Linked DNA regions of Mus musculus: region 1 is linked to region 2. The links are chromatin contacts, found by Hi-C in ENCODE. All regions are on one chromosome and are shown on one strand. The core of a region is the stretch at or near the end of the contact, and the rest is flanking DNA. Distances in the headings are between cores, read along the strand shown. Region 1 holds the start of Mepe (matrix extracellular phosphoglycoprotein with ASARM motif (bone)). Region 2 overlaps Sparcl1 (SPARC-like 1).

Region 1 (5,622 bases), core at 453-2,952, 220 kb after region 2:
AAAAAAGGACCCAGTACCCTACGCTGATCATTCAATAAAAATCTTCATCCAAATTCAAACTCACAAACTCATCCTCAAAAGTACCGTTTGAATATTATCTTATTTCAATAAAAGAGCAACTGTAGGTTTTCCATTACATGGCACAATCCTGAGTCCATCCTGATGCCGGAGGGAGTCTCCCCACGAGCTGGCCCTGGTGCAGTCCATTCCTACTGCTTTCCTGTGAAAACCCACTGAATAGGATGCTTTTCAGGGGGTAGGGGGGCTCTGCCGCTCCAGGCTGCCTTTGCTCCTCTGTCAGGGTTGCCTTCCTTCAACATCAGCTCTGCTCAAACCTCTAGTAGCTTTCTCGACCTGGAATTGAATTAAATTGATTAATTTAAATTCAGTGCTGAGACTGAATCCGAGGCCTTATGTAGAGCTGGCACGTGCTCCATCCCTCAGCTCAGTACCCAACCCTGCAGCGACTTCACCACTCAGGCAAAGTGGAGGACCTGCAGGACCTGGGCCATCTAACTCCTGTCTGACTACTTGCCGGAATAAGCCAGCAGGCCTCTGTTACTGAAGCTGGCTCTTCCTAGAACTCGGTGAAATGTCCTATGTAAAGCCATGCGGCTACGTTCTTAGTCTATGCTACTTAACAAAATCCCCCAGAAGTGGTCATCTAGAGAGAATAAATGTTGACATCTTACTGTCTTGAGTTCTTGTGGCTTTGGAGGCTGGGAAGTTTAACACAAAGGATTGGAAGGTTCGCTGTTTGGTACAAGACAATGATCCACCTTCCAAGATGGCATCTTCTTATTTTATCTTTAGTGTGTGGTGGTAGTTGGCGGTGGGGTGGGGTGAAAGTTGTGCGCTCACGTGTCAGACAGGTGGAATGCAAAAGGCTCAAAGTCTTTTCCTTTAGCCTTTCTAAAGCTGTTACTCTCACTCATGAAGAGTCTCATCTGATGACTTAGATTGTACAAGCCCTTAATAGTATCACATGGGAATTTTATTTGCAAGATGTGGAATTTGGAGCAATACATATATGTAAGCCACATTGAAGACTTTACTAAAAAGATACCTACCTTCTCAGTGATGCCATCCCAGGATTCTCTGCAAAACTTCAGCCCAGTGTCCTTACTCCCAATGCTTGAGATCTCGCCATGAGTGCTTCTGTTGAAGTTCATCTGTAACTGTCTAATATGATGTAGTCCCTTGTCTGTTTCCTTCATTGGATGGTGAGCCCCGTGAGACAGTTGAATTTGTGTGTGTTTGTATGTATATTTTCTCTTTAACTCACTGAAGCTTCTCTAATGTCCGCCCTATGGTAGGTGCTCAAAGCATCATTGGTGTCTGAATAAGATTCAGATACAATTAAGGTTGTACATTCTCTAAATAAAACAACAAAACTACTTTTCACTTATAAATTTGTTGGTTTACAAATATTTCCTACTTACACGTATGCAACCCATTCACCCAGTCCTAGTTAATAGTTCTAAAAATCAGTTCTAATTATTTTGCAACATAATGTCCAAACTGAGATATTTATATTTTTTTTCTGTTTATTCTACTTTCTGGAACATTTGATAGCAGCTTTCCACCACAAAACATTTTTAGATTAAAATTACCATACCCCCTGTGGTCATCTGTGGGCATTTGTGACAGACTCCGTGCTGGTACTGAGTGAACCATGCTGATTGGACATCGGGGGCTCTCACAAACTTTAAATTTCAGCAAATGCCCAGAGACTAAGCCCGAAGAAGCCAAGCTTTCCTGAAGGTGAATGACGCCAGGTAATTTGTCTCTCGCTGCCCCTCATGGAGAATTGCCTTCTGTCAGAAGTGCTTGCTTAAGCTTTCAGTAACCTTACCGTACTGCTAAGGATTTTAAAAATAAATGAAAATTGCATTATTGTCTAAATTCGGTGCTCTGTTCTGTACAGTAGGTGGGGAGCTACCATATTCTAGAACTCTATTTAAACTTCATGGCTTGAAGTTGGCCTGTGAGCTGACTATCAGTATCACCAAGATCCACATTAACTGGGACTGCATCATCTTACAAACCAGATGCAGGAGAAACCAGTTATATTTTTCTTTACAGATATCTTCTCTGCTGATGTGTCCACCAGCACTAAGCTATTTGATAAATGATAAAAGACTGTCCTTTCTACAATACTTAGAAACTTAAGTTATCACTTGAATTTAGATTCAGATCCTTAAGATAATATTAGGTTAGAAGATTATAACTTACTTTACAATATATCTTAATTACATTATTTGCTGAGTAAAAGTTTTACTATGAAATATTTAAATGTTGTAAAAACTTGCTGTTCTCATTAAATGGATTTTCTTCCAACAAACCACATTATCATTTTCATGTTGGTTGTTACATGTTTATGTGCCAGTAAAATAAGTACTGGCATCAAGACCAACAGATGCTGTCCAGAGCTGGGCTGATAATTTTCCAGTGTGATGGCTGAGCTTCCGAGCTCATAGTGTGACACTAGCCACACTCCACACACCTGCTTTAATTGATAACTAAATGCTAGTGTTCTGAAGATTCGTCTATTGAATGTTATATAAAACAGGGTCTTCTTTAAGTTGACTGCACGTAGCTTTTATTTAGTAAGATGGAAGAGCAGAAACTTACTTGAGGTGATGTAAAGTCTGAGTTAGGAGTACTGGTTCTGTAGTGACTCTGCCAGAATACCAAACCCAGTTCTGCTTATTAATATTCATGAGTCGTGGGACATGTTATGTGACCTGAGTCTGTTTCCTGGTCTATGAAACTGGTAAAGCCACCTGGCTCATAAGACGGTTGTAGGTCTCAATTAAATAAATACATGTAAACTTAGCATGGTGCTTAGCTCGTTTTAATACTTAGTAAATGCTTTTACTTACAGTAAAGCTTGCTTCACGAGTTCCATTCTCCGGCCCCTCCATAGTGATTGGTTCAGATATTTTGCTAATGAATATGAAGATGTATATTGGGTTACTAGCCTGGAATTGCTAAGATTCCATTCCTTACCTTTATATCTGTCATCTTGGCACACTTAACAATTCAGGTGTGACCTGATAAGCTACCTTACTGTAAGTTTCAATTATGCAATCACTTAACAATATTTTTTTTCTAAGGGAAAATGGCAGGTTACCAATAGAGTAAATAATTATGTGTCTAATTTCTATGAATTATGAGATTAATTATAGTCAATGATTTTTATTTTTGCATGTGAGTAATCAGACATGAAATAGAGATTAATAGATTAACCCTGACTATGAACTGTGCAAAGTACATATATTCATGTAAATGCTAATTTTATAGAATGTGTATATATAAGGTATGTAATTCTAAATATCAAAAGGAATATAAGTGGGAAGGATGTTTGCATATGCACGTGCTCACGTCTGGAATGCATAACTGGCATTGCTCAGACAGGTTCTTGTTATCTTTCAGAGGGCCTCATGAAGATGCAGGCTGTGTCTGTTGGACTGCTCCTCTTCAGTATGACCTGGGCGGCACCAGTAAGCATTTGCAAAATCTGTCTCTCTAGTTTCCAAGCAGGCTTGTTAAGAGGTGAAGAAGCACTAAACTCAGAAGCCCGCTGCTTATGCAAATCATAGGATAGTGCTATGCTCTCCCTTTCAGAGTCTTTGAGAAAACCAGTAGCCTCTCGCAGCACTCCAGGGCAGCTGCGATCAGTGCAGAGTGCTCAAAGACAGAAACTGCAGTGAATCGAAAGAACCTTATAATATTTTTCCTTGAGGGATTTGACACGAATGTGTAAGGCTTGCTAAATACATAGATGGCACTGAGAAGGGACTCGAAAGTCTCTGTGCTCTGGCAGCATCTTGACACACACAGTAGGATCCCCTCAGAGATGTTCTGTTCTTTGGCGAGGCCAAAATGGAGCTGATACTCACGAACATAACCTAACTCAAACTCCCGCTGCCTTTTCTGTCTTTTCTTCTTCTGACTCACCCGGATGAGTTCTCAGGATGTGACCAAATTTATCCTGTGACAAAGCGGAGCATTGCAGATGTTTTCTGCAATTCAGACACGGGGCAAATTAGATAATGTCTTACTGGCATCCTAGATCTCAGAGAAACCTTCTTGTTAGGGAACTAGAGAGGTGTGCACTCATCCCAAGCTGACCACGCTTAAATATAGGCCCTGAGAAAGTGGGTGAACATCTGGGTACCAGAGCCATGAGGGTAAACCATGGCATCTGGAGAAGGGGCAGAAGTGAGGGACTCAGACCCAACCCCTATTCCATTCCCAGCTCCCACCCCTGTTTCAGACACACACAAACACACACATATACACTCACTCACTCCTACCCTACCTCCACCCCCATCCCATGCCCCACCCTCATTCCCCACCCCTGCTTCACATACATACACACACACACACACACACACACACACACACTTATCCCCCATCCTACCTCCATCCCCAATCCTATGCCCCACTCTCATCTCCCTGCTACACACACTCACACTCACACACACACACACACACACACACACACCCTCACTCCACCCCATCCCTCACCCCTGCTTCACATACACACACACACACACACACTCAACCCCCACCCTACCTCCATTCCCCCACCCTATGCCCCACCTTCATCTCCCACTCCTGCTACACACACACACACACACACACACACACACACACACACACCCTCACTCCACCCCATCCCTCACCCATGCTTCACACACACACACACACACACACACACACACTAAACCCCCACCCTATCTCCATCCCCCACCCTATGCCCCACCTTCATCTCCCACCCCTGCTACACACACACACACACACACACACACACACACACACTCACCCCCACCCTACCCCCACTTCACACAAATCCTTACACAGTGGTAGGGACTGTGCTGAGTGAACCTTGGTCCCACCCGATCCTCATGAGGTCAATCAGAACCATACAGGCATGCACTGAAGCCTGCTGGTGGCTGAGTGGGTCTTGCTGACCCGCTTCAGTCCAACCAACTGAGGAGGAGTTATTTTGAGCAGCCCATTCCAGGGAACAGCCGAAGTGTCCTTTCTAACCAGCTTCCAGTAAAGGGCTAGGCCAGTGACCACCAGTCAAAAGAGGCTGCCAGCTTTCCTCCTAGGGAGGGCAGACGATGTCATATCCATTACAGGGCCACAGTCAAGTCCAGGGTAACTGCCAAGTGGGCATCAAAGAAGCAGAGAGGGCTGTAGACTTCAAATTAAGGAGTCTTAGCAGGGGAACAGGGACAAAACTGGGTACTAAGAATTGCATTGTTATCTTTTCTTACGGATACATTCCACTTTAACAATTATCCCAGTTGCTTAATCACAAATTGTTGGTATGAGTGTATAGCAAGCCATGTGCATGTGTCTTATAATTATAAGCCAAACTCATTCAGTTTTAAAGTGTTAGAAACTAGAAGGAAAAGATTGGGCAGCATAATACAATTAATACCCATCTTATGCAAATGAGGAAGGCTTTGATCTAAGTAACAATGTATCAGGAACTATACTTATACTAGGGTAATCTGTGTCAGCAAGTATGTATTTAACATAAACACAGATGTGCATGTAAGTGTGTGTGCATGTTCTGTTAAAGGACATTAATGCTATCAG
Region 2 (5,644 bases), core at 2,997-5,496:
CCTGTCCTGACTTCCTTTGGTGATGAACAGCAGTATGCAAGTGTAAGCTGAATAAACCCTTTCCTCCCCAACTTGCTTCTTGGTCATGATGTTGGTGCAGGAATAGAAACCCTGACTAAGACAGATCAATACAGAAATACTTCTTTGACTTTAGAACTATGTCTCATGCACAGGCACACACACTCGTGTGTGTGTGTGTGTGTGTGTGTGTGTGTGTGTATGTAGCAGATTTATTAACTCAGGGTAAAGTTTATGCATTCTGTTAGGGTACTTTACTTAAGGTAAAGTTTATGCTATTATAAAAAGCAAACAGTTCTCAACCTGCATTCCTTTGGTTTTTTGTTTAAAACCCAGTAGTGGAATGGATGTTTGTAGGCAAACCAAAATTCTGCCTACTCTTTTCTTCATTAAGTAAATTCTGGACGCTAGACTCGTTCCAGTGGTTAGGTTGTAGTGTGTGACAGAGATTTGAATGGAATGTACAATTTCATTATTTTAGCCAATTTATAAACATTTATCTCTAATATTTATAAAATACATATTTCTATAAATAAACTTGTCTCCACTTTCTTCAGTTGGGCTTGAAGAAGTCAGGGAGACCATTCCCCAGACCACATCACTGGTCCTCACTATCCACCAGTGAAGAGGTATTGTAATGGTAGTGTGGTCAGAAACAGATTATGGGAAATACTAGACTAGATATAACTTATTCTATCCATTGACTTACTTAACTTTGCCTTTCAAGTTCAACAGGGGAAAGCCATCTTTTAAAAATACTCATATTATCAAACAACAACAACAACAACAACAACAACAACAAAACCCCTCAAAAGCCAGGCGTGGTGGCACATGCCTTTAATCCCAGCACTTGGGAGGCAGAGGCAGGAGGATTTCTGAGTTCGAGGCCAGCCTGGTCTACAAAGTGAGTTCCAGGACAGCCAGAGCTATACAGAGAAACCCTGTCTCGAAAAAACCAAACCAAACCAACCAACCAACCAAACAAACAAACAAATAAACAAAAACCCAAACCAAACAAACAAAAAAACCCTCATATGTATTTATCTTTATTTATGTGTTTGTCTGTGTGTCTGTACACACAAGCTGAGGCTAGAGAAAGTGTTGGATCCCCTGGAGGTGGAGTTAGTCAGTTTTGAGCTGCTAGCTGTTGGTGTTAGGATCTGAACTCCGGGTCCCTGGAAGAGCAGCACATTCTCTTAGTGGCTTAGCATCTCTTCGGCTCTGGAAAAGTCACCTTGCTTACTTAAAAAAAGTTGTGTGAAGGGACTAGATGCTAGCTCAAAATCTACTTTTTCGTAGCTAACAGACCTTTAGAAAATTCCCTCAAATTCCTGGTATCACATGTAAATTTTCTTTTTTCCTTTGCAGGGGCAAAGGGATAGCGATAGATCAAGACGATTATTCCTAATCAAGGTCCTGACAACCTACGTAGTCACCTGTGCAGAGAGTTTTGCTATTACAGCAGGGACGAGCACACAGACCCTCTGTCTGGCTCCTGCGTTAGAGGACTGCCTTTCAAGGCAGGAGGGGCTGTAACTGAGTTTCGCCATGAAAGGAAGTAGTGATTAGGTTTCTTAGCAGCTCCTCCAAGCCCCATGCTTTGGAAAAGGAAGCCATGGAGCTGGAATGTCCTATTCTTCAGATGCAAATAGAGTCCTGACAAGCCTGGAGACACAGTAAGGGGCCCTACCTGTGACAGCCACCCCTTGTCTCTGGGGGAGTAGTTCTAGCTTTGGTCCATGAGAACAAGGCGTGGGTCCTCCAGACTGAGGACAGGAGGCTGGAAGGGGACATTTCCCTTCATGAAAGCCCTGGATTCATCTCTGACTCTGTCTAGAATTGCCTGTCTCCTAGAGGGCGAGGTGTCTAAAGTTTGGCACACATGAGACCATCACTCTCCATCCAGATTAAATAGTCAATTCACTTTGTGTTCTTTTGTGGTTGTAATTGTTTCCATTTCAGTCTCTGTAACATTTTGTAGACATTTGTAGTAAGGGCATGGAAGAGTAGACTTTTTTATTATTATTATTGATTTCTTTCTAGTTTATATAGTTCTTTTAGAAGATTGATTAAATCATCATGTTAATTTAGGACATATATAGACTTAAAGTAAGTTAAATTTTATTTCTAGGCTACCCCAGCACTCAGGCTTTTTCCAGCTTCCTTTCTGGTGACTTTTACTGCTCTCTTTTCTCTTCCATGCTTTAAAAGCCAGGGTGCCACTGCAGTCTGTCCCACCTCTGAACGATTCACCTTTTCTTCAGGTCACATCGTGTGCTACGTGGAAACCTGGGTGCTGACAGTTTTGCCTCCTGCCCGAACTAGCCTCATTTTGCCTTGAGTCACCAGACAGCAGAGCCCCTTTCCTTCTTGACTGTGGAGACTGGCTTCAGGATCTGGTCTCCAAGGCAGACAGCCATGTGATCTGTTCATCTTTGTTTCAAGTTGGGGACCTGAGAAAGACTTACCAGGGACACGAAAGCAGGGAGACACTTGCCTGAACTATCTATCCTCTCTGCTGTACCCCTGTCTCCTTACTTTTTAGTTCCTGGAATATATAAATCCACACTTCCAAATAAGGCCAGGTATCCTCTGTTGAGGTTGTTTGTATCAGAGGAAGCCTGAAGGCCGCTATTTTTAGTAGTTAACTGTAGCTATGGAAAATTTCCTTTCTGGCTAGGTAGTAAACAAATGACCATTTAGGCCCTTCATAGTCAGACCCAGAGTGTTCCCCTAGCCATACATGAGAGGCGCAGGCTTTGCCATCCCAGAGCAAAACCTTTAGTCATATTTCAGCTACCAAAAGCGTGCTGCTACCTGATCTAGAGTTAACACTGGCACTTTGGGGCTTTTAAAGTATTAATGAGTCTCCAGGGAGGGGTCTACAGCTTGGCATTAAAACTCATCTGAAGGATCACACAAAGCTCGGCTGTTTTGAGTTTTCCGCTGAGTCACCGTCTGACATCAAGGTGGGCCTGTTCTGGGAGTGAGTGACATTCTCAGACTTTCCCAGACCACAGAAACCTATATCTTTCCCAAGTGAATCTCCTAGCTTGTGGATTTCATCTGGGGTAGACAAGCTCATGGCTCTCAGAGCTTTGAATCTAAGCAGACATCCACAGGTTTGTTGAGCGGCACTTGCAACCTAAATCAGCCAGAGTCCTCGTGTATTCAGTGCTGAGGCTCCGCTGTGTGGGAAACTGAAGATCTGCGTCTCCTTCCCTGATCTTTCTTGGACGGTTTGATTGGTAGTGCATCAAATGGTCACGTGGGCTGTGGTCCTTCCTGCTCTAAGGACTGTGCACAAGATGTTCACATTTATTCCCCCCACCCCCCAGCTACCCTGCCACACACAATTAACCTCTGTTTAGCCTTCAGATGGGGGAGGAGGGGAGAAGGGGAGGGAGGACAGGGAGAAGCCACTTTTAACCTTGAATAGAGGTTAAGCTCCATCAAACTCTCTTAGAACAAGCATGCTTTACCAACGCAGCATAGGTTATATACAATGTGTGTTCAGATACAGGGCGAGTTTTTCTTTTACCCACGCTGTATAAGCAGACTGATTCACAGCAGATGCTACTGCAGCCTCTCTCACTAACGTGCATGGTCTGAATGACTTCATTTTGAGCCACAAAGTACTGTTCAGAAAACCGATCTGAAGTGGCCTCAAGCTTTGCCCGCTTTCATTCCCCGCAACCTTGACAAAATGGTGGAGAAAAGAAACAATGCAGATTTAATCACGATGCTAAGGAGTGACGTCATCGCTGCGGGTGCCGTAATGACACAGTTCTAGAGACTGCGGACTTAGGCGGTTTTACATAAGCTTTAGCGAGCACCGGAAGAAGCAAGCTGGTTAAGTAATAGAAATGCGGACCAGAACTTGTGCCTGGGGCTACTCGCAGAGTCAGCAGGATTTCAAAGGTAAATGGTAATCTGCAGAATCGAGGAGCTCAACCTTAGTCAGCTACAGGGTGGATCCAGTCCACACAGGCTCCGGTAGAAGAGACACACAGAAGACTCTCCACAGAACTCAGGAAGTGTGAGATAATAAAATATAGAGAATGATTAAAGTAGAAAGATGTTTAAAATCTCCATGAAGTGAGTTAGAACTCCAACAGATACATTGCTTTGCTCATTTGTACATTTAGTTCAGCCAAAACCCACTAGAAAAATGAAGGTGGCTTTGTCCTCAAGGTCACCTTATGCTTGCATCTGCAGTTTCCATTCCTGGGATGGTTTGATTAATGGCCGTTTCCCTCCACACAGAGGAGGAGCCCAGCTCTGCTCCAGTGCTGTCCCTTGCTGCCTCCCTGGCCTTTCACTGGATAAGGGGCACTGCCTGCATCAGCGCCTTGAGGCACCAGATAAAAATAGCATCTAAGCAACTGTCTGACCTAAAAGTCACCAGAGAAACAGATGCTGTGAAAGTTAACATTTCAGAGAAGACGAATGTCTTACACCTCCATCTAAGTATTAGGACAAGAAAAGACCTCTTTCCTCCTCTTTAAATGTAAAATAAATAATAAATAAAACCAATCAGTTCCTAAACTGATAACTATTCCCTTTCTTCTTTTCTCTACAGATTCACTGGTCCACAGCTAAGCCATGTTTCTTCTGAGGCCTTTTATTCTCATCCCTGCCAGCGCTGACCTCCCTCATGAGGAGCATGAAGTGCAGGGTGGGTGTTTAGCAGGATCGTTTTATCATCCTCTCCAACCACAGGGGAAACTGAGGCTTTTGAAACTCAGGTTGGATGCTGAGTAATCACGGCTGTGTGTGTCAACAAGCAAGGGAGGTGACCGCCATTTCTCCTTCCCCTTAAGGGTTGTTTGCCCTTGCACCCATGAGAGATGGCTTCTGCTTCAGTTCTTTGCTTCAATACCTCCTATTCACTGAATCCTTAAAGGAAACATTTAGCTACCGCTGCACATAAGTTGGTTGCATAATAGGAAAGAAACGAGCCAGGGCTGGAGACCTCATCTCCACGGAAGCATTGTAAGGCCAGCGAGGGCTGTTTTACAGAGCCAGCCATGACTTGGGACTCCCTCTATACCCTTTCATCACCATGACAACAGGCAGCTCCTACTTCACACATCCAGGAAAAGCAGCTGACATCTCAATGCTAAGAACACAGGGGAGAGGTTTACAAAAAAACCACAACAACCACCACCAAAAAAGTCTTTTTGTTTGCCTGTCAACAGAGAGAACACCCCCCCAGAGTAAGTCAAAACCTCTATTCTTGCCTTCAAGAAAGATCTGAAAGGAAAGTGTTGGGGCTTTTTCCCCTGGTCCAAGGGGGCCCCTCAAGCAGGACCCACTGCAGACTGGCATGGCTCCTCCGAGTCTCCGGAAGGGCTGGCACCGAGAATACTCCCTTGACTTAGACTTGGCCATTGCAGAAGCTGCTAAATGACAGAGCAGTGAGACTTAACAGATACCTTGTGCTGAGGCCCTGAGATGGTTTCCTTTACATTTCTTTGAATAAAGGAAAGATAACTTAGATAATCTTTCCTTCTTCCTTCATAACTTTGCTACTAGAAGCCTTATTCCAAGTTCATAATAGATAGTTTAGGGTATGGGATTTCCAGTGGTGGTTGGTAAATTTTTTGGTGAGTCTAGTGTTCTG

What was found. Hi-C counts contacts between places; a loop is a spot of excess contacts on that map.
Region 1: a loop to region 2 is called in a map of v-Abl transformed pro-B cells, with 2.7 times the contacts of the local background. The contact joins the promoter of Mepe here to the enhancer-like site in region 2. A Hi-C loop is called at or near these places in 1 of 37 maps with a recorded cell type or tissue (v-Abl transformed pro-B cells).

Annotation. Positions count from the first base shown.
Region 1 is chr5:104,323,627-104,329,248 of GRCm38, forward strand. It overlaps Mepe (matrix extracellular phosphoglycoprotein with ASARM motif (bone)), which reads left to right and starts at 1,703. Exons shown (of 3, transcript NM_053172.2): 1 at 1,703-1,778; 2 at 3,439-3,506. The coding sequence starts at 1,769.
Region 2 is chr5:104,105,410-104,111,053 of GRCm38, forward strand. All of the region lies in intron 1 of Sparcl1 (SPARC-like 1), which reads right to left. It overlaps LOC330143 (a long non-coding RNA gene), which reads left to right. Exons shown (of 3, transcript XR_003955771.1): 1 at 1-3,939; 2 at 4,601-4,696. Among named protein-coding and RNA genes, the nearest start is that of Sparcl1, 5.9 kb to the right of the region's middle. Within about 2 kb of position 4,247, at least 1 of the 3 ENCODE cell types and tissues checked has a DNase peak (open chromatin) inside an H3K27ac peak, as active enhancers do.